Linked DNA regions of Mus musculus: region 1 is linked to region 2. Evidence: chromatin loops called from intact Hi-C (ENCODE). Cell type or tissue: left cerebral cortex. All regions are shown on one strand. Links, peaks and the distances in the headings refer to the core of each region. The heading gives the core; the rest is flanking DNA. Region 1 has its middle 37 kb from the start of Cdkl5. Region 2 holds the start of n-TVtac3 (a tRNA gene).

Region 1 (11,766 bases), core at 5,491-7,990, 260 kb before region 2:
GAAACTGGGGCAGGAGAAATGGCTCGGTCGGGGGTTAAGAATATTTTCTGCTTTTCCTAAAGACCCAAGTTCAGCTTCCAACACCCCCTATGCTTGGCTCTCAACTGCTTGTAACTGCAGCTGCAGGGATTCTGAAGCCCCCTTTTGGCCTCTTTGGCCACACATATACGGTATAGACCCACTCAGACAGACAAATAAAAAATAATCCTTTTTACAATTGGAAAATGTCGCGTCCGCTCTTGACCAGCAAGAACGACACGACCACCAGTCCTTCTAAGAGCAGTTTATTCAGCAAAGTTCAGTCTTCGTCTCTCTTCTTTCTCTTCATCTATATCTCCCAATAATAATAATCCTCTCTTGAATAATAATCCTCCCTCTAACCGGGGCCTCTCACTCTTATATACTCTCAGTTCCCATCCACGCACAGCAGGCCACGCCACCTCACCAGGCACACAGCTTCAGCTAATCAGGGCAGCAGGGGCATATCTCCACCAAAATGGATTCGCCAGTATCCTGGTACCCCTGTGCAGCTTTCACGATGGTTGTGGCTTATACTCAGGTGAGGAAGTCAGGTGCAAGTCATAAGACTTAGCTGCAGTCCCTGGCACCTTCTTGGGACTGCCGCCATACCCGCTCCTCACAGGAAAAGATTCACGAACTTGTGCCGGGCTTTTAGCTCAGTGCATGTCTAGCATTCCCAAAGCTCTAGATTTGATTCCTAGCATTGCACAAGCTGAGTGTGATGGCACCTTTAACCCTAGCACTGGGAAGGTAAAGAGAAGAGGATCAAGACTAACCTCAGCTTATAAGTTCAAGGCCAGCCTGAAATACATGAGACCCTACGAAATAAATAAATAAATAAATAAATAAACAAATAAGTAAATCCAAACATTGGAAATCAAGTTACATTATTTGATATTTTAAAAAAGTCTTACATCCCAGTCTGTTTAAACATATAGGGCCCTCACCTATTTACCTATCTCATATGGTGAATATATGTTGGATATAGAGCCATGTTCCTTTCTGTTTTGGTCTGTTCTAGCTTCTGCTAGGTTTATGCCTCTTGTAACCACCTTCTGTGTCATCGTATCACATGGCCTTGACAATTTCAGAGGTGTTCAACTACTGTGAAATCAGTGTTTTTAAGCTCCAGAGATTTTCACATTCACTCCACTATAAAGTTGTTAGCAGGAAGCCATGACAGAAAAGGGAAAATCCACTTCTATTTTCAGCATCAACATGTGAGAATTAAGTGTTGTGTGGTCTTCATAGCTGTATCATCTGGGCTGTTCTCTGCACAACATACAGGAGTGCCTCAAACTCAGATGGGATGGCCTGGTGAGAGAGGAGTCATAGGAGCTACAGATCCCCATTAATGGTGGGAACACTTGCAGGGAAGAGTCCCCCCAGGCAAGGGCCAGTAAAATGACTCAGCAGTAAAAGCACGCTGCTAAGCCGGATGATCTGGGTTGTATTCCAAGATCCACACAGTGGAAGGAAAGAACTGACTCTCCCGAGGTGTTCTCTGACCTCCACAAATGTGCTATGACATGTAACACACAAACACACTCACACACACACACACACACACACACACACACACACAGAGAGAGAGAGAGAGAGAGAGAGGAGAGAGAGACAGACTATAAAATATACAGTTTTTAAAAAATGTTTTCCAGGCAAGATGAATTTCAAGATACGAACACGATTTTCTACAGCAAAGAAAAACATAGAGACTAGATACCTCACAGGTATGATGTTGCATATTTATAGAGACAAGAGGATCAGAAATTCAAAGTGTACCTAGGCTTTTCAATCCAGCGTAGTCTAGAGTCCTAGTCTCAGAACATGTAAGTAGTATGAACACAGAGAGAAATCACTGTCTGGGTCTGATTTTAAATTCGGGAATACAGAATAGGAGAAGAATCATGAAGTAGGAGTCATAATTAAATAGAATGTGTAATTAATGAAGAATTTAAATGGGAGCCACAAAAGAAATAGGCCTGTAGAGACTCTACCCAGTGAGAATTCAAGTGGCTATCATCCACTTTAATTACATGTGCAAAATAGAATCTTGAAACTGAGGTTTAAATATATGACTTTAGATGAGTATTTATTCCATTGACAATTTTCTTAGCAATGTTCTCAATCTACCCAAAATTGAAGGTGATTAAAAAGTAAGTTGGCAAAGAAGCATTCTGAGAGGAATGTGAGACCCAAAATTAGTGTCCTAATGTAGTTGAAAATTGTTTTTACTTTGGCGGGGGTGGGGGGATAGGTACCGTGGAATAACACTTCATCGGTAGGAAGGAAGCAGGGCTGCCTTCTTCAGAAAAACGCTTTTCCCTATTAGACTTTTCAGATATAACAACAATAACAACAACAACAACAATAACCCAATGTACAGTGACAGACTTGTAATCTCAGTCTTCAGAGACAAGAGGATCAGCACAAGTTGAAGGCTAGTCTGATCCACATATTAGCTTCAGGCCAGTCTGTGCTAATGTGTGAGACCCTAGCTCAAAAGCAATTCAAGAAATAATCGCAATAATGATAATAGTATGTTTAAGTGTGTACTATGTGTATGCCTGGATACATATTTTTATGTGTATGGGCCTGTATGCATGCACAGATATGTGTGCCTCTGTGTAAGTCTGCATGTAGAGACCAGAGGTTAACATCAGTCATTTTCCTTGAACAGTCTCTACCTTTTTTATTTTTATTGAAATAGGGTCTCTCTCAAACCTAGAGCTCACCAATTCAACTCATCTATCTAGTCCACTTGCCTTGGGGATCTGAATGGCAGTCCAGCATTTGCCTAGGAGCTGGAGATCCAAACTCCCACTTGCATGGCAATCACTGACTGAGACATTTTTCCAGCCGCCTAATAATTTAATAACTTTAGAAAAACTTTTACATCAAATTTCCTGGAAAGATCTCTTGTCCTGTTAGCTTGCCAAGGAAGAAAGTAAGTACCTGCAGTTATGCAGTATAAGATTTCTATATTTGGGCTGAGAAAAGTCAGGAGGAATGAAAAGCTCTGATTGCTCCATTACTTTTCTCTCCACATCTTTGGTATTGTGTGTCACAGACTGGGAAGCAGTAGGTAGGATTTCTAAATAATAATAACATTCATTAAAAAAAAAACAACTGTAACTAGTTATCACAAATTCTATGACTTTAAAGCAGAATTTTATTCTTTTGGAGTTTGTTTGTTTGTTTGTTTGTTTGTTTTTCAGACACCCTGGCATTGAGCTTTGAACTTAATATCTAGGCTCTGAATCCCTGAGGGCTGGGATTATAGGCATATGCCACCAAATTCATGATCTCCAGAAATGTATCCCCTCACCTGTGTGTGTATGTGTACATGCTTGTATGTCTGTAGAGGTATGTGCTGGTACATGTGCACATGTGTTCATGTGTGTAAACAAGAGGACCACATCAATGTCTCCATCAATCTCTTGCCATCTTGTATTTTGAGACAAGGTCTCTCACTGAACTTGGAGACTATTTATTCATCTAGAGCAGATTACCAAAAAGTCCTAGGGTTCCTGGTGTCGCTACCATCTCAGAGCCAGGAGGGACTCAGTCTGTTCTTGGGCTTTCTTTGTTTGTTTAGAAAAGGCCTGATATAAACCAGGTTGACCTCAGCTCGATATGTACTGAAGAATGACCTTGAGCTTCTGATCCTACCTCCACCCCTCTGAGTTGGAGACTACAAGTGAGTACCACAAACTGAATCCAGTTTTTGCATGTGCACATTTGCCTATTTTAGACACTAGATGGCACTGTAGGACAACCAGAGCGAAATGTGTTTTGGCACAAGTTGAAGACAGGATTTCCTTTCTTCCCTCCCAAACTGTTCCCTGCCCCAAGTGTGTGTAAGTTTTCCCTCTGGTCAATATTTAAATGTGGCCCTTGTATCATGGAAACCAACATCACATAAAGCCTTATTGGGTATATGGTAGCTCAGGCCTAAACTCCCATGAGACAGAGTTGACCCAATAGGCAATACCATCTTAGGTAATCTAAAGCTTTTATTATTACTCCTTTATGTATGTATTTATTTTAGTGTATACCTGCACATCATGTGTAGGGGCACATACATGATACATTATGTGTGTAGAGGTCAGAGAACAATTTATGAAATTTGTTTTTGTCCTTCCACCCTGTGAGTCCAAGAAATGGGACTTGGGTCGTCAAACTTCTGTTTGTTTCCTTTATTTCTTTATTTTTTAAAAAATATATGTATACACACACACAGATAGATAGATAGATAGATAGATAGATAGATAGATAGATAGATTATATGGCTTCCCAGAAATATGAACTTTGTTATATAAAGCACATTTGAAAGTCTTTGTTACATTTTTATGTTACTACATTTTGTCCTTAATATGATTTTTTTCAAAGAAAGGCTGTCTTAGAACTCACTATGTATGCCAGGATGACCTCAAACTCACAGAAATCTGTTTTATTTCCAACATAATATTTTTGTTGATTATTTGGGAATTTCACAGAACTTACTCCAATAATATTCACTTCCCAGTCCTCCAAGACCCTCCCACCCTTGTGACCTCCCCACTCCCCCCCCCCCAGAAAAAGGGAAGGAAGAAAAATTGAAACAAAAAGCACAAGCCCAATATGTGTTACCCATATACTCACTGGAGATTGGTCGAAATCTCAGTCGCCAGCCCCTTAAAGAAAACTGAGCCTTTCCCCACTTGCACAATGCTGCCCCCTACCAGAAGCCATCAATTATTGAGAGCTACACTTTAGCATCCTTATCACAATTTGAAGAGTTCTTTTCAGTCCCTTTCTGCCTAGGCTGTTGTTTTGTTTTGTTTTGTTTTTTGTTTTGGGGGTATTTTTGGAGGAAGAGGAGGAGGAGGAGGAGGAGGAGGAGGAGGAGATGGGGAAGGGGTTGTCCCAGAAGCCTTTCATGTCCATTTTTCACCTGTGAGTCTGCCATCATCAATACCACTGCAAAAGTAGCCTCCTTCCCCTTTACAAGCAGCAGAAGCACCAGGTCATAGACATCCACATCATTTCTGGTGACAACATGGACTGTGACATTCACATGGCCTCTGGGATCAGCACGTGCCACAGACCTCAGCATGGTCTCTGGTGGCAATACAGACTCTGGACATCAACACAGCCCTCACCCACAGCACAGGCCATGGACATCAACAAGATCCCTGTTTGAAGTAGAACCATGGACCCCAGCACCTCAGGGGCAGGATGGACCAAGGACTTCAACATGACCTCAGGCAGAAATCACAACTATAGACACTAACTTGGCCCCCTGCTGTAGACTATGGGTATCAACCTGGCCTCCTTTGGTAGTCCAGACCACTGGTATCCACATGAACCTCAGGTTTCAACTTGGCCTGGGGCAATAGCATGGACCACGGATACCAGCATGGCCTCTGGAGGTGGTCTTTCAAGGAAGTCCAATCCAGAAAATGATCAGTTCCTCATCTTGGACATCCTGCTGTTGCTCAAAGTCAGGGAGATCATGTAGTTGAACAGCATGTTGAGGTGTAGGGGTCTGCACTAGCTTCAGGCTGCTACACACACACACACACACACACACACACACACACACACTGCCCTACTCAGCAACAAGCTCCCTGGTCCACCACAGCCTTCTCTAACACCTGCCACCATTGTTAAGTCTTTAATCCTCCCTCTCTCTACTGCATATTGCTCTGCTCCTCCATCTCTCCCACCTCTCCATCTCATACCTGCTTGTCATAGTGTCATTGGAAACTGCAGTATGACACACAGTATACCCTTTCACCCAAACAGCTTTACATGCAAACATTGATTGCTGTGAGTCATTGATCTGGTTCAAGGTCTTTGGCTTCTGACATACCATAAAATACTGGACCATTGCTGTGACTCATCTCAGATATCCTCTTGTTACCCAGAGTCAGAGTGATCCCGAGGCTAAGCAGGGCATCTTGGGGGAGTCTCTATGCTACCTCCAGGATGCTACCAATTGATGTCGGCCACCCCAAGGCTTGCTGGGCTCTACTACCTTTGTAATTTGTAGCCTGTAGGTAGCACCACGGCCCCATGCTCTTTGCCTCCCAGTGGGGCAAGCAGCAAGGGCTGCAGCCACAGCATCTCCATCCTGGGGGCTAGCCAATGGGCCTAGGCCCTATTGAGTAATTACCCCTGGTTCTACAAGATTGGCTCCTACACATACTCTAGTACCTGAGAGATGGAGTACATGTGGGGTAGGCAGACTCAAAGCACTGGATCTTGGAGGGGATGGTAGCCAAGTTGGTCTGGTCTGCCTTCCTTCGCCCATGCAGGCCTTCTGCCACCCATGCCTAAAAATGTAGATTTTAATTTTTTAATTTTGTATGTGTATATGAAAGAGAGAGAGAGGAAAGGAGAGATAGAGACAGAAAGAACACATGAGTGTGGTACCCTTGGAGGCATCAAATCCCATGGAACTGGAGTTATAAGCAGTTGTAGGCCATCCAATGTGGGTCCTAGGAATAAAACTCAGATCCTCTGGAAGACCAGCAAGCACTCTTGATGGTGGAGCTATCTCTCCAGTTCCATTGGGTTTTCTTTGGTGGGGACTGTTTTTGCGTTTGTTTGTTTGTTTGTTTGTTTGTCCTAGGCTGGTCTTGAACTCCTGATCCTTCTGACTCTGCCTTCCCAGTGTTGGGATTTATAGGCCTTTGCAATCTCACTCAGCTTGTCTTATACCTTTTGCAAGGTTGGTGGCTATATGAAAACAGAATTCTTCTGTATCAGCAAAGTAAGACAAATGCAAAACAAATCTGACCTTAACCAAGGAAATACATGGTTTCTTTCCCCTTTAAGGAAGAAACAATTACCCTTGTAAACTACACTGAAAAACTTGAAGATGCCTGCTGCTTTATCAGCAGATGGCACTATGGAACAACTAAACACTGTTTTGCTGTGTTTGGGCAGTGTTGGCAGAAGCTGGAGAAATAGCTCAATCTAGACTTTTTTAAAAAATCCTCATCTCCAGTGAATTCTCCTGGATGATGAAAAATGATATAAGCTCTTGGGAACATGGATCAATGAAGAAAACAAATAATTCTCCAGAAGGAGAGGAAGTTGCATTTGCCTCTGTTAAGTGCCAGAAAGGTCTTTTGAGCGCCTATTTAAAACAAAAATGATTCCCCCAAAGCAACCTATTTCACCATCATTAGTGCCTTTCCAGGCATCTGTACCCTTGTATTTTACATCATCTGTAACCTTGCTTTGGAATGCTCTGACAGCCAAGAATCTGTCCCCAAATAGGCAAAACTTGCCAGGAGATCAAGTATGATACTCCATGTGGGGTGAGGATAAACCTAGGATGCAATCTTAAGCAAAGTCTCTAGGTACTGGATCCCAGGAGGGAGCTCTGGACAGGTAATCACTTGGGTTCAAAGGCAATTTTCCATTGAGAGGCTCAGAGGCATTTCCCACAGTTAGGATTAATTGAAGATGAAACACTGATATGCTGAGTTTGAGACTGGAACAAATTCCTCAAGCTGCTCTAGACATGCCTCTAGAATAGCTGCTTAGAGTCTCAGAAAATCAGTTTTTTCATTGTCATCCCACAGCCAAGCCTTGGTCTTGACTGACTGTCCCAAGAGAGGTCACTGATGGCTGAAAACGAGATTGAGGAGTATCTTACAAAATGAAACTAGGATCTGGAGAGATGATTCAGAATTCAAGAGTACTGGACTCTTCTAGAACACCTAGGTTTTATTCCCAGAACCCACATGGTAGCTCACAGCCATCTGTAACTCTAGTTTAAGAGGATCAAATGCGTTCTTCTGGGCACCAGGCATATATGTAGTACACAAGCATACATGTAGGGCAATCACCCATATACATCAATTTAAATTAAATTACAAAAGAAAAGAACATAAAACTAACTGGGCATGGTGGCACATGACTATAAACCCAGAACTTGAGAGGCAGAAGCAAAAGTATTGACACAAGTTTGAGGCCAGCCAGGGGGCTATGTAGTGAATGTCAAGCTAGCCATGGCCATATAAAGAGACCATGTCTTAAAAATACATTAGCATGAAACCAAATTATCATGTAAAACTTACATTCTAACCAGGAATGGTGTCCTCACCATAGTAGCACTCCAGAGTAGAGGCAGGAAGATGGGGAGCTCAAAATCAGCTTTGACCAAACAATGAGTTCACAGCCAATCTAGGCTATATGAAAACCTGTCTCAAAAAAACAAAAACAAAAAAAAAAACCCAACAACAACAGATAAACCAAATCACAGCATCCAAGATAAGACATGCTAGAGGCATGACTTTCATATCAGCATTGAATGAAAATTTAAATATAAATGTGTCTAATAAACTTATACTTGAAACATCATTTACTGTTTATGTGAAACTCAAATTTGGTCACTTTGGCTACTGTCCTGTCAGCAGGGCAATCATGCAAGTCTTCCCGCAATGACAGCAGGTCTGAATGCCACAAGTCACAGGAGCCTGGAAGTTACAGTCTTTAGGGTGTGAGATATATTGATATATATAGATATATAGATAGATGTGTGTGTGTATATATATATATACACACATATATGTATGTATATATCACCAAAATGACAGACAGCCCTAGATCCAATTCCTACTTTAACAGAAACGAAATATTTAACTAAATTTGGCTTAGAAATTTGGAGGGTGGGCATAGTCTCAAATACCTTTTATCCCAACACTTGGTAGGCAGAGAGATAGGTAGATTTCTGTGAGTCTGATGCCAGACTGATCTGCATAAAGAGTTCTAGATCATCCAGGACTACATAGTGAGGCCTTGTTTAAAAACAGGACAAAACACACACACACACACACACACACACACACTCACGCATGTGCGCACTAATTAACTAAAATAATAAAAACTGACAAATTTTGGTTAGAAATTTTTATGAGAAAGAAAATAAAAGCATCACAGAAAGCAATTAAATGCCATTTTTTATTTTTTTAATTTTTATTAGATAATCTCTTTATTTACAATTCAAGTGTTATCTCCTTCCCCCATTTCCTCTCTGAAAACCCCCTATTCCATCCCCCTCCCCCTGGCTCCCCAACCCACCCACTCCTGCTTCCTGACCCTGGCATTCCCCTACACTGGGGCATAGAGCCTTTACAGGACCAAGGGCTTCTCCTCCCATTGATGACCCACAAGGCCATCCTCTGCTACATATGCAGCTGGAGCCATGGGTCCCACCATGTGTACTCTCTGGTTGGTGGTTTAGTCCCAGGGAGCTCTGGGGGTACTGGTTAGTTCATATTGTTGTTCCTCCTAGGGGGCTGCAGACCCCATCAGCTCCTTGGGTACTTTCTCTAGCTCCTTCACTGGGGACCCTGTGCTCTGTCCAATGGATGGCTGTGAGCATCTGCCTCTGTGTTTGCTAGGCACTGGCAGAGCCTCTCAGGAGACAGCTATATCAGGTTCCTGTCAGCAAGCACTTGTTGGCATCCACAATAGTGTCTGGGTTTGGTGGTTGTTTATGGGATGGATCCCCAGGTGGGGCAGTCTCTGGATGGCCTTTCCTTCAGTCTCTGCTCCAAACTTTGTCTCTGCATCTCCTCCCATGGGTATTTTGATCTGAAGAATCCACTCTGTGGTTTTCCTTCTTCTTGAGATTCATGTGGTTTGTGAATTGAATCTTGGGTATTCCGAACTTCTGGGCTAATAGCCACTTATCAGTGAGTGCATATCATGTGTGGTCTTTTGTGATTGAGTTACCTCACTCAGGATGATACCCTCCAGATCCATCCATTTGCCTAAGAGTTTCATGAATTCATCGGGTTTTTTTAAATAGCTGAGTAGTACTCCATTGTGTAAATGTACCACATTTTCTGTATCCATTCCTCTGTTGAGGGGCATCTGGGTTCTTTCCAGCTTCTGGCTATTCTATGCCCTCAGCTAAAGTATCTAATTTGCTTTTTCCTATCTTTCTCCAGAGACCCCCGGCACATGGAGGAAGTTGACTCCTAAAGACTGCAACTTCCAGGCTCCTGTGACTTGTGGCGTTCAGACCGGCTGTCACTGCGGGAAGACTTGCATGATTGCCCTGCTTACAGGACAGTAGCCAAAGTGGCCAAATTTGTGTGTGTGTGTGTGTGTGTGTGTGTGTGTGTGTGTGTGTGTACATGTACATATATATCTGATATACAGATATACTGGATATACAGAAATGTAGAGAAAACTGACAGACAGTTTTACATAGTAGGACAAAATCTAGTGATGACACTAGAGTGGAACTTCTTAGAATTTTTCTTATTCTCAGTACCTTTTATCCACGAAATATTCATGCTCCTCCTGGTGTATAATTATACAAAATAGAAATGCAAATCTAACACTGATTATATATCATAAATAAATGTATTTTGAAGCAAATATTTGGCTCTACACAATTTTGATCATTTATCAAAGATGAAAGGAAATTTATATACTAATCAGATGAATGTGCATATTTATTTTTATATAAAAATTAAATTGTGGCTGAATAGCTAATGCTGTAGGACATGGAATATCTTCTATACTTTTTGGAGTTGGCTGATATTTTGATTTTATAATTGTTAATATGGAGAATGCTACTTCATATAAATACATAGTACAAGGTTACAGAAATGTGCTTAGGATAATTTCAAATGTTGGAAATTCTATCCTACTACCAAGGTAAAAATCACTTAAAGATTTTTAAAAACTGTTAAGCTGGGTGCTGGTGGTGTACACCTTTAATCCAGGAAGCAGAGACAGGCAGATATCTGAGCTTTAGGCCAGCCTGGTCTACAGAGTAAGTTCTAGGACAGCCAGGGCTACACAGAGAAACCCTGTCTCAAAAAAAAAAAGAAAGAAAGAAAGAAAGAAAGAAAGAAAGAAAGAAAGAAAGACCCCACTACCACCACCACCACCACCACCACCACCCCAAAAATCAACAAACAAAAAAGACTTTTGATGCATTTTCACTTATTATTTTGGGGACCTGCTTATGGCTCTATGGCATCTGGTGTATGTGTGTCGTGGTGCATGGGTGGATGAAAGAGGACAAGTGGCAGAAGTCAGCTCCCTCCTTCCTCCACTATGTGGGTTTCCAGGGACTGAACTCAGGTCCTTGGCTTATAGAGGCAGAGGTGCCTTTACATGCTGAGCCATTTTGCCAGCCCATGATTTCATTTTTATTAAACTCAAGTCAGCAAATTAAATAGCACTTTTAAAATCAAACATTCTAACAATGTAGTACAAATATAGATTAATTTGATACTTTAATGTTGAAGAATGGCAATAGAAAATACTGAAAGTCTCTCTTTTCTGCAAATAATGGGGTTTTTAAAAAATAAAAGTAGAAAAGTTTGTGTATACGGTAATAACTGTATAACATTCAACAACTTGGAGTCTGAGCCAAGATATTTTAGGCAGGTTTATTGATGCTGTGTGTCATAATGGCATGTGCAGTACAAAGTGTGCATGTAGTTCTTTTAGAACCAAGTCTTCAGGAACATCATGCAATTTCTTCAAGGACTGCCAAGGTCACCTCAGATTCATTATGCTTTTGACTTGAGCTTAAGTGTTAGCCATTGCCCACTTAGAAACCTTTTTATCACTCACGCATTTTCAACAAACCCCACATTAGGACCTGGGGAGCTAGCTCAGTCATTAGAGTGGTTGCATCACAAGCATAGGGATCCGAATTCAATCCTCAGAACACACATAAAAATGCTGATTGTGTCAGCAAATATCTGAGCCAAT
Region 2 (11,766 bases), core at 5,606-8,105:
GCTTATTTCTCTGCATGGCCCAAGTGGAAAAGGATACCTTAGTGATATAGAGACGAGATTATTTTAAATTATTTTGGTCTTTCTGATTGGGGATCACCAAATACAGTATTCACTCATTTAGGAAACTGACAAAGCAGGGGAGAAAAGTATAAAAGTATGAATGATTAAAAAAATAAAAGTAACCAGTCCCTTCATCTACTTGAGAAACACGAAAAAAGACACAGGAGAAAACTAGCAGGCTGCAATAATGTCCCTCTTGGGAAGAAGAAAGAAGGAAATTGCTTCTAGTGTGAAAGTGTTGCTATTTTAGGCGACAGGCATATTCATGGGTAAATCTGTTATCCTTTCATGCTCAACACAGATGAACCTCACAGACACACGGCAAGCAAAAGACAAAAGACCACATGTTGTGTAATACCATTTCAGTGTAAAGTCTAGAAGAGGTGAATCTATAGATGGCAGGAAGGGGATTTGTGGATGCCAGGGACTGGAGCTGGGGGCTGGGGAGAATAGGGAGTAAGTATTTAATATCTGTAGTGCTAAAAGGGTTCTAAAATTGGATCATATGTGCCCACAGATCTGTAAGCATATTTTTAAAAAAAACTATTGAAGTGTACCCTCTAAGTGGATGAATTAAATGGCACATAAACCACAGCTTTTAAAGGTTGCTTTTGGCTGGAGAGATGGCTCACAGATTAATAAAATATACTGCTTTTGCAGGAGACTCTATTCTCAGCACCAGTGTCTGGTGGCATAAAACTGCCTGAAACTCCAGCTTCAGGTGATCTGATGTCTCCACAGGCTTCCACAGGCACCTGCATGCAGATGTGCATACTGCTCCCTCAGACACATAATCAAAAATAAAATAAGTCTTAAAAAAAAACAGTTGCTTTTTACAAAAATAAAATTGCAGTATCTGATGGTTTTTATATCCACAAAAGGGACACAGTTACCTGTAAGATGGGGCCAGATAACCCCTTCCACCTTTGTATAGTAAACATAACCCCAAAAATGGACTAACACATTTTAATAGGATGGATGCTTTAATCATCATGAATGGCCTAAGATCCACAACGCACAGTGCTCTGACTTTGTTCTAGGCCATCAGTGGTTGTCTTAGTGTGATCACATGTGTGTTCCTAAATAAACTCTCACCCAGGGCAGAAACAAAGCTCATCTACTGATCTTATTTCCCAATAATAAGAAACTGCTGTCATCGAAGAATAGAAACAGCATAGACTAAATGAGCCAAAGAACCTTTGTGCATGGGCTCCCACTGTCCAGTGGAGTGTATCTTTCCTATGTGTGTTGGTTTATGTCTCCATCTGAACTAGAAACTGAGACAGCACAGCCTTTGTGTCCTATCACTGTCCTCTGTTTCCCACCGTATCCACATTTGCTCTGGGTGAAGTACACAGGAACTTTCTGAGTCATGCTATCCATTTTGGGATGGCTTGTTTCCTTCTAAGTATGGTGAGGGATATACACACACACATTAGTAACCGTTTAGAGGACTTCTGCCCATGGGGCAGTGTACTGAGTACTTACTTGAATGAGACTGCTCCCCTGAGGCTCATATGAATGCTTGGTTCCCAGTTGGTAGAACTGTTTGGGAAGGGTTAGGTGTGGCCTTGTTGATGGAGGCATTTCACTGGGGACAGCTTTGAGGTTTCAAAAGCTCACACCAGGCCCACTTAGCTATCTCTCAGCTTTGTAACCGTGTCTCAAGATACAAGCTCCCAGCTACTACACCAGTACCATGCCTGCCTGCCTGCCTGCTACCAAGTCCTTGCCTTACCCTCTATAACTATAAACCCTCAATAAACTGTTTCTTCTTCTCTAAGTTGCCTTGGTCATGGTGCCTTAGCACACCAGTAGAAAAATAAGACAGATGGGAGGGCCAAAGCACAGCTTTACTAGATGAGGGAATCTAGTCTAATTCTGAACATCAAACTCTAATGTTTACCCTGTTGCAAATATTCAGACATGGGTTTGTATTGCACACGGAGACCAGAGGACAATTGTGGGTATCCGTGGGTATCATTCCTCAGGAGACATCCATTTTGTCTTTTCTTTCTACCCTTTTTTTTAGAGACAAGGTCTCTCATTGGGCTGGAGCACACCTAGTAGGCTATGCTAGGCTAGACTGACTGGCTGGCTGACTGACTGGCCGACCGACAAGGTCCAGACATTTGCCTCCCTAGCACTGGGATTATAGCATGCATCACTATGTTTGACCTTTTTTTAGACTTTTATTTTTCATTTAATGTGTATGAGTGTTTGACCTGCATGCATATGGACCATGTCTGATGCATGAAGAGGCTACAGGAGGCTGTCTGAGGCCCTGGAACTGGAGTTATAGAGCCCTGGGAACCAAGCTGAGGTCCTCTTTAACAAGTGCTGTTAATTGCGAAGCCACCTCTCCAGCTGTCATGCCTAGTTTTTGTTTGTTTGTTTGTTTGTTTTTTAAACAAGAAAAGTTCTGGGGATCGAACTCAAGTTTCTGTGTGTAAGCTATAAGCACTTTCCAGACTAAGCTATCTCTCTGACTCCAGACAAGGGTTCTTGCTTAGATCTTTTTGTGAGAAAAGAGCAAGGAACCAAAGAGAAGCAACATCGATAGCAAACATCAGAAAGTCTGAGAAAGATCCTGGGATAAGCTGGGTATATATAACTTAGGGGTAGAGCCATCGTTTAGCAAGCACAGGGCCCTGGGCTCCATTGCCAGGCCTGACAACTGGAAAAAAAAAAAAGGTGCAAATTCCTGACACGTCATTGCAAAGGGTTAAGGTGTAATGCCAATAACCTTGCTTAAAAACATATCTTAGGAATTGGGTGTGGTGGCTCAGGCTTGAAATCTTAGCACTCAGAAGGTGGAAACTGGCTGACTGCTATGAGGTCAAATCCATAGGAAATTGAAGGCTAGCCTGAGTTTCAGTGTGGGATCCTGTCTCAAAAGAATAACAATAATAATAACAACTAAGAAAAAAAAAACCTGGGGCTGGTGAGATGGCTCAGTGGGTAAGAGCACCCGACTGCTCTTCCGAAGGTCTGAAGTTCAAATCCCAGCAACCACATGGTGGCTCACAACCATCCGTAACGAGATCTGATGCCCTCTTCTGGAGTGTCTGAAGACAGCTACAGTGTACGTACATATAATAAATAAATAAATAAAACAAATATGTATAAAAAAAAAAAAAGAAAAAAAAGAAAAAAAAACCTGTTTCTTTGTGTTTGCCGTATGACCTTGAGATTTTATTTTCACAAGGCTTTCCAGACACTAGAAATATTATTAGATAATAAAAGACACAAGACTGCTGGTTCATGAATATAGAAGAAACAGAGGAATTCTGACTCTTGTGTGTATTCGTCTTATCTGAGTGGCAGGTCATTTGCAGAGCAGAGAGGCCTCCTTTTCCCTGAACACTCTAAACATACAGTGTCACCCACAAGTCATTCAACCAATGTCTTTCCTTCCTTTTTCCCTCCTTCCCAGACAGAGGCTTACTGTATAGCTCAGCCTAGCCTAGGCTCTCCCCCAATGTTAAGACAGGGTCTCAGATAGCCCAAACCTAAGTAGCTGAGGTTGGCATTGAATGCTCCTGCTTGAATTTGTCCAGAACTAGGATTGCAGGTATGTGTAGCTATGCCAGAAAATGGATGAAGTAAGGTTTTTGTTTGTTTGTCTTATACTGCTTCTGGGAATTTAACTCAGGGACTCATGAAGGCTGGGCAGGGGCTGTACCACTGAGCCACATCCCCAACCCTTCAACCAATTTTTAATATTTGAAAGTATAAACTTTAAAAGGAATTCTGAATTGATGGGCACTAGAGAGGTAAGAGAGGCATGAGAGAGTATTATGTCTAAGATGGAAAGAGATTTAAAGTTTATTTGATTGACATTTTAGAGATTTAGCTTTAATCTGTCCTTATTTAAGCATATTATGCCTGCCAGGGCCACATTTAGAAGTTTAAAAGTGATGGAATATATTGAGTCTTTAGGGTTTATTGACTTTCTTTGGATTATTTTATTAGACTTCTATTAGACTGCAGTGGTGCTTGGCCTTATGCTAATCCATATTTAAACTAGGGTGACCCTTTGTCCTGATTTGCCTGGGACAGTCCTCATTTACACTTGTCCCAGCAGAGCTATTAATAGCTTCATCCTTAACCCTCAGTAATAGTCCGGCTTACAATATTAAATTCTACAATTGCTTCAACTTTGCCTCCTAAAATTTCCAAGAAACATGACTTCTCATTAATTGTTGCAATTTAAAGTTGTTTTTATAGAAACTCTGAGGCCCTTCCTTCTTTCTGTTGAGTTTCAATATCATTTGAACTTTAGAAGGTTCCTCATGAAACCAGGAAGCCAGGAGCAAGACAGTGACAAAGAGCCACACAACAGTGACCTTTTAAATTAATAACCTGTGAACTAATTGGCATGTTGTCATCCAACAATTTTTATTACTCAGGTTGCATTTCTATTTATCAACTATTTTCTATATATTTCTATATTAAATCACATTATTAAATACATTAATAAATGCCAATAGTAGAATAGTACATACCTTCATAGCCAAAGAGAAGTAACAAGAAGAAGCCTTCAATCTTGTGTGGCATTTTCTCCTTGTCCTTGGTCACAGCAAGATCTAAGTGAAGTGGAGAGCTGGCATAGGAGCAGGCGATTAACTTAAGCATCTTATTTCATTTAGTTCTTAGGTCTTTCACTCAGCCCCCATCCAATTAAGCCACATAGTCCCCTGCCTCAACAAGCAGTCTGGGGAGGTATTGTTGACATAGGTTGGTTTAGCAAGGGAGGTGCTGATGTTCTACCATCTTTAACTGTAAGGCGAGTAATAGGATGAAATAGAAAGTAGAGTTGGAAGATGTGGGCCCCTAATTCTTTCTCCGACATCATTTCCTAGGGAGTGACCTTGAACAGGTTCCTGCTGAGTAAATAACCTCTATTTGTAGGGGAATGGTACAACAGAGTGTTTTCTCCCAGAAGAACTTGTCATGTTGACATCTGCCTGCTCTGGAAAACATTGACTTTGGTAGTGGTGGCTCAGTTATATGGAAGAATGTGCAGTGTTCACGTTACTTATGATAATGACAACACAGAAACAATCAGAATGTCCAATGTTAGGGAGCTGGCTAAGTGAGCAGATTCCAGAGGTCATCAGGGAAGAAACATACTGCTTGCAATGGGGCCAACTCTAGGCAAATTTTCTGACTGTAAAACAATGATAATCATGTTTACTTCATAGAATTTTGTTGAGATTGAAATGGCATGGTACTGCAAAACACATAGTAAGTCTAGAGGTGTAGCTCAAGATGGAGAAACTTGCTTTGAGATAGAGTGTGTGTGTCTCACATTTGATTCCCTTCATTTAAAAAAAAAGTACTTATGTCAATGTCTGGCATACTCTGCTATCATTACATGGACATTAAAAATAAAGTTGATGGGATGAATGGGGTCATTGGACGTCGAGTTTCAGTTTTGCAAGAAAAAAAATCTGGAAATGTGTCCACAGCAACATGAGTGTATTTACAGTACCGAACTGTGCATTTGGATAGCTGAAGTTTTAAAAAGAGTAAATTGATTGTTAATAGGAAAAATCACATTTTATTTGTATTTTTTTTAGTTACAAATGATGTATATTTATATGCTGCATAAGCAAAACGGGGGTGGAGGTGTCAGTGGAGGTGGGGGGAGAGGGCTGGGGTCGGGGAAGAAGCCAAGAAAAATAAATTAGTTTTTCATTCCAAACCAAGAAAAAAAAATCTAGTTTCTCATTCCCCGGTTAGTTCTCTGTTCCCACCATCTCACCCTTGACCCTGAGGACCCCCCCAAAACCTTTTGCTCATTCTTCTTGTGAAAGATAAATACATCTCTTCACTCCTCCTCCCAAGAAATTCTCTTCCCTGAACAAAATTGTAATAATGTGAACAACAACTAAAACGAACTAGAGAAACATTTAGTTATCAGCCAGCACGTACTGGATGTGTTTGTAAAGCCTGGCATGAGTAGGGAGCGAGAGTAATCGGGGATGAACTATATACAAGTATGAAATTGTCAAGGACTACATTTAATTAATAAATTTAAAAGCACGCCATGTATTCTAAACTATATATAAATTCTTCCTTCATTAACCCTCCAACTACACTGAAAGGAAAAGAACTATGCTTTTGTTCTTGTTCTGCATTTTAGAGTCGAATAAGATATTAAAGAGTTGAATAAGGTGTTTTTAATCTTTAATCACAATCAACTTTTTAAAACGGCAGCTTCAGTTAAAGCATGGCTACGTTGACGTACTTTCGTGGGAAGTTCAGGGGATCAGCTTGTCCTCGAAGGGGCTGCTGCGGGCCGCTCCTGGTAAAGTATAGTGGAGCTTCTCGAAGTGGGGTAAACAGCGGCTAAGGCTCTGAATCGCTCTGCTTCCACTCTGGGAGTTCTGGTGACAACGGCTGGGACCTTGGTGGAGACGAGGTGTCTGTGGTTTCGTCTCTGAGATATAAAGATGTTAGGGAAAAATGTAGGTAGAAAAAACAAAAAATAAAAGTTTTCCGGTTTTTTATCTAAGATACTTTTGGGGAAAAAATGTCAGCTGGCTTTGCAGCTATGGTTCCACTGGGGCTCGAACCCAGGACCTTCTGCGTGTAAAGCAGACGTGATAACCGCTACACTATGGAACCACCACGAAGGGTGGTATGACTATTCGGCCTTTTGAGAGTGCGCAACAGACTCAGCGTCTCCGCGGGAAATCCTGCCCTCTGCCGTGGCCCCGCCCCTTCTCAGAGGCGGGGAGTTTAAAGCTGAATTTTGAGCCGGGGTTCAGGAGTTCTTCAGGTACTCTACCCGAAGCCGTGGTTGAGCCGGTGCCCGGGTCCCTCTAAGTTCGTGACTCCAAACTTTCCCCCAGCAGCGGCCAGGCCGTTAGAGTTTACCCCAGGCCGGTTACAGTTTAACCGCTGCCTCTGGCACATCCCTCAGCTGTGCCTTCCTTCCCACACTTACAGGGACTGGACTGCCTTACTCTGGCAGAAGGTATGAGGGCATCTGCTTTGGCAGGGTTGGAAATGGTCCAAGGCTGCAGCCCTCTCACTCTCCTCTCGCCTTTCCCAACATTGTTCCCTCCCTGAAGTCACCAAGGGGATAAAATTCTCAGGGCTTTTCCTTCTGTCCCATTTATCTAGTGTAGTAAAAAAAAAAAATTTAAATAATCTAGGCGTGTTTTTTTTTCCGCCTTAGACCATTTATGTTCTCGGATGAAACACACACACACACACACACACACACACACACACAGCCTTGTATTTTTTAAATATGCCTTAGGCAGCACAATAGCTGGGCAACTGCCTACCCTTCATGTTGTTAGAATCTATTTCCTTATCGATAACACCGATAATAACGAATAATAACGAATTATTGCTTATTGTTTACTATGTTTCATCTATGCTGTTCTTGGCTCCAATTGGCCAGCCTATCTGATCATGTTTTTATGGCTTAGTTAACCTATGGCGGCTCTCCTTTCTCCTCTCCTGACATAGTTAAAAACATGAGGCTATGTATATCTTTCATCCAAGAACATAAAGGGTCTGTGGCAGGTAGAAACCCCGTGTCATGTTAATGCAATATCTTCTTTTACTATGGTCTAGGGCTAGACTAAGTAGTGGTTGTATACAGGTCAGCTCTTCCTGGTTGTCACAGAGGAAATAGCACCAGCTTTGTCACTTAACTTGAGAGGCCTGGTGCGGAATGAAAGTGATTGTCCTGTGTTTGGTTTGGTAGGCTATGAAGAATTCAAACGGTGGCCACAGAGCCTTACACCCAGCGGCTTGACCCTGCTTCAAGGAAGGCAAGGCTGTGAGGACTTTCTGTTACCAAAGGCTCTCAGGTGGGTTTCTCTCTTTTTATTGTGTTAGTTTGCCTTCCCTGGGGCTTCTGGATGGGTCTTTATCACCATCCTTAGGACTGCTCACCACCCTCAAGCTCGAAAACGTACTAAAAACCATTTGGGGGCATCTTTAACCATCCTAGAGGAGGTGACCTAGGGTGGTAGTTGTTCTTTTTCCTAGCATCTTCCTCTGAGGCTGGCAGAATAATGGAGATATGATACTGGTTAGAAATAACATCCATCCACCAACCCCTGTTTTTCTGATAATGCAGAGGGAAGAAATGGGGTAGGTTGGGGATAGGGTGGCATGGACACAGATGTGGAGGGAAGTGAAATTTTAGTCATGGTATGGCTATTCACCAGTTATGCACTCAAGCTATTCCATTCAACATGCTAACTCCCATCTCTTTCCTAAAATATAAGGGGTGGACTAGACATCTATCTCTCTTTTCTCTGGGTCTGAATGTTAGGTTCATAAAAATGAAGGCAGTTGTTAGTTTTTGTTTCTTTATAGGCCTACTTAAAAACAAGCTTACAGTTAGTGATATTATCTGAAATTTTTCATTGTTGGTTTATAAGAGCAGATTTTATGTAGTCCAGACTGCCTTCAAACTGACTGTGTAGGCAAGAAGGACTTCAAATCCTCTTGCCTCTACCTTCTGAGCTCTATGATTCCAGGAACATGCCACCTTGTGCAGCTTTATGAGATTTGGAGATGAAACCCAGGGCTTTAAGTACAATAGGCAAACATTCTTCCAACTGAGCTACCAGCCTCAGCTCCAGCCTGCTGTTTCCTTGATATGTTTTTTTAGAAGCCTTTGGAGTACTTTGCCTAATTTGTTAGCTATGAAATAGTCTTGAGTAGCTAGCCATCAGTAAGAATGAATTCACAAAAGCCGTGTTTCCTACTCTCCAGTGGCTATAACCCACTGTACTGGCTAGTTTTGTGTCAACTTGACACAGCTGGAGTTACCACAGAGAAAGGAGCTTCAGTTGAGGAAATGCCTCCATGAGATCCAACTGTAAGGCATTTTCTCAATTAGTGATCAAGGGGGAAAGGCCCCTTGTGGGTGGGACCATCTTTGGGCTGGTAGTCTTGGGTTCTATAAGAGAGCAGGCTGAGCAAGCCAGGTGAGGCAAGCCAGTAAAGAACATCCCTCCATGGCCTCTGCATCAGCTCCTGCTCCCTGGCCTGCTTGAGTTCCAGTCCTGACTTCCTTTGGTGATAAACAGCAGTATAAAAGTATAAGCCAAATAAACTCTTTCCTCCCCAACTTGCTTCTTGGTCATGATGTTTGTGCAGGAATAGAAACCCTGACTAAGACACCCACCTATTTCCAAACGGTCTATTAATTCAAAATAGGACAGTCAAGAAGCCCATATACAGTCACCAATACCTGACACTATTGTGGATGCCAACAATTGCTTGCTGAAAGGAGCCTGATATAGCTGTCTCCTGAGAGGGCCTGCCAGAGCCTTACAAATATAGAGGGGATGCTCTCAGCCATCCATTGGACTGATTGCAGGATTCCCAATGGAGGAGTTAGAGAAAGGACTGAAGGAGCTGGAGGGGTTTGCAACCCCATAGGAAGAACAACAATATCAACCAACCAGGAGTTAGCTCCCAAGGACTAAGCCACCAACCAAGGAGTACACATGGAGGGTCCCATGGCTCCAGCTGCATATGTAGCAAAGGATGGCCTTGTTGGGCATCAATGGGAGGAGAGGCCCTTGGTCCTGTGAAGGCTCCATAGATGCCCCAGTGTAGGGGAATCGAGGGAAGGAAGGTAGGAGTAGGTGGGTGGGTGGGTGGGTGGAGGAACACCCTCATAGAAGCAGAGGGAGGGGGGAAACAGGAAAGGGGATAACATTTGAAATATAAATAAAGAAAATATCCAATTTAAAAAAAAGATAGTCAAGAATTGACCCTAAGGCGGATTTCTGAGTTCAAGGCTGGCCTGGTCTACACAGTGAGTTCCAGGACAGCCAGGGCTACACAGAGAAACCGTGTCTCAGGAGAAAAAAAAGTTAAAGAGCTGTGCATGGTAGTGCACGCCTTTAATCCCAGCACTTGGGAGGCAGAGGTAGGCAGATTTCTGAGTTTGAGGCGAGCCTGGACTACAAAGTGAGTTCCAGGACAGGCAGGGCTACACAGAGAAACCCTGTCTCAGAAAACCAAAAAACAAACAAACAAACAAACAACAACAACAAAAAAAACCAAACAAACAAACAAAAAAGAATTGACCCTAAAATTATACCTACCAGTTAGTTGAGCTTTGGTCTTTGTCTCTAGGGAATGCTTTGCTTTCCCTACAGATTTCCAATCAGCCCTTGGCTGAAAGGGTCATTTGCCCAGTTTAAGTTTTAGCCAAGGCCCTACATTTACACTTCATGTAGAAATGAGGTGGGGCTCCAGTAATGCATGCAACAGAGATTTCTCTTCCTTTTCTTCATTAAGAAAGGAAGACTCTCCAAGTCTCTCTTAAAACATGGTCACAATGACTAGACCATATATTAGAAAGTACAAGATAGCTCACTCTCACCTTCATTCCTGGGTAAGAGCACTCACTGTAAGGTAGCCATACATCACCATCTCCATTTTTTTTGTCTTTTCATTATGTTTCTGATGATTTATTCACTAAGAAGAAAGAAGTTGGTGATCATAACCATAGATTCTTCAAGGACAAACATCTGACAGTTCATACTTATTTTGATTTCTGACATTTGGCTAGCTTTTCTTTTAGAGCTCTCTCTCTCAGTCCAAGGACCTCAAGATAGGGAATCTTCTTGTTGACATTTTTAAGTTGAAGGAATGAAAGCTAGGTACGTTGCCCATGACCTTGCAGCTGATGAGTATTAGGACTGGGCTGGAACTCACGCTGCTGCTGCTTAAGAGACTTGCAAGGCTCATGTCCATAAAGATACAAGTTGTTCTTCTAAGAGTGGCTTGGCCTCTTGTCTATTTTCTCTGTTCAAAAGTGGATGCACATATTTTCATATTTCTTTTTGCATCTGAACAACGATAGGAATATATATGTATTATATATATATATATATATATATATATATATATATATATATATAAAGAAGGCTAGAAATCATCTTAGAGGTTTTGAGTTCCCTGATTTCTCAGATGCTTTCTGTTGCTTTTGCAGTCTTGGGCTTTACTGATGGAAAGCAATTTCATTTAATGAACCCTACCCCTAGTTAGAGTGTGTAGTTTATCTTATTGCCTTGGCAGACTACCTCGCCCTGTCCTTGGCGAAAACTAAGAATTCAGTTGCAGAAGCAAATTACTGCTACAGCATGTCAGAGCTTACCTTACCTCTTCTAGGTCATCATGTTCAAATCACTTTGAAACACCTTCTGTAATACATGGAACCCCACTTGTGGCTTTTAAGTCTGTCTTTCTACAGTCCCTTCTAATTCCACAGTGCCTTCTAATTCAACTCAGAATCTGTAGCCATTTTTATTACTTCTTGTCTGCTTCATTGCTTCCAGGTGTGTGTGTGTGTGTGTGTGTGTGTGTGTGTGTGTGTGTGTGTGTGTGTGTGTGTGATTTCATTAGTGGTTTGAGACTAGGTTTCTCTATGTAACTTGGCTGGCCTGAAACTTGCTATGTAGACCAGGTGGCCTTGAACTCAGAGATCAGCTGACTCTGACTCTGACTCTGACTCTGAGCACTGGGATTAAAGGCATGTACCACCGTGCCTGTCTGTTTTTATTTTTCTAGACAGGGTCCCACTGTGAAGCTGTGGCTGGCCTGAAACTTGACATGAAAAGCAGGCTGGCCTCGAACTTGCTTGATACACCTGCCTCTGCCCCCAGAATGTTGAGATCAGAGGTGGGATGCTTCCTTATACTCGTT

The links. Hi-C counts contacts between places; a loop is a spot of excess contacts. Peaks named below come from ENCODE experiments on the same cell type or tissue, not always from the same donor. Only the 100,000 strongest peaks of a DNase experiment are listed, where the experiment ranks them.
Region 1: it touches region 2 in a loop (3-fold over the local background); 4 of 42 quality-filtered maps call a loop at or near these places.

Annotation. Positions count from the first base shown.
Region 1 is chrX:161,025,591-161,037,356 of GRCm38, reverse strand. No RefSeq gene overlaps it. Among named protein-coding and RNA genes, the nearest start is that of Cdkl5, 37 kb to the right of the region's middle. In left cerebral cortex, for the core only: a CTCF peak has its summit at 6,903 (motif pointing right); a DNase peak (open chromatin) is centred at 6,935.
Region 2 is chrX:160,761,040-160,772,805 of GRCm38, reverse strand. n-TVtac3 (a tRNA gene) reads right to left here and starts at 6,696; the gene lies at 6,624-6,696. Rs1 (retinoschisis (X-linked, juvenile) 1 (human)) reads right to left here and starts at 4,793. Exons shown (of 6, transcript NM_011302.3): 1 at 4,569-4,793. The coding sequence starts at 4,620. In left cerebral cortex, for the core only: a CTCF peak has its summit at 6,801; a DNase peak (open chromatin) is centred at 6,705; H3K4me3 peaks cover 1,257 bases.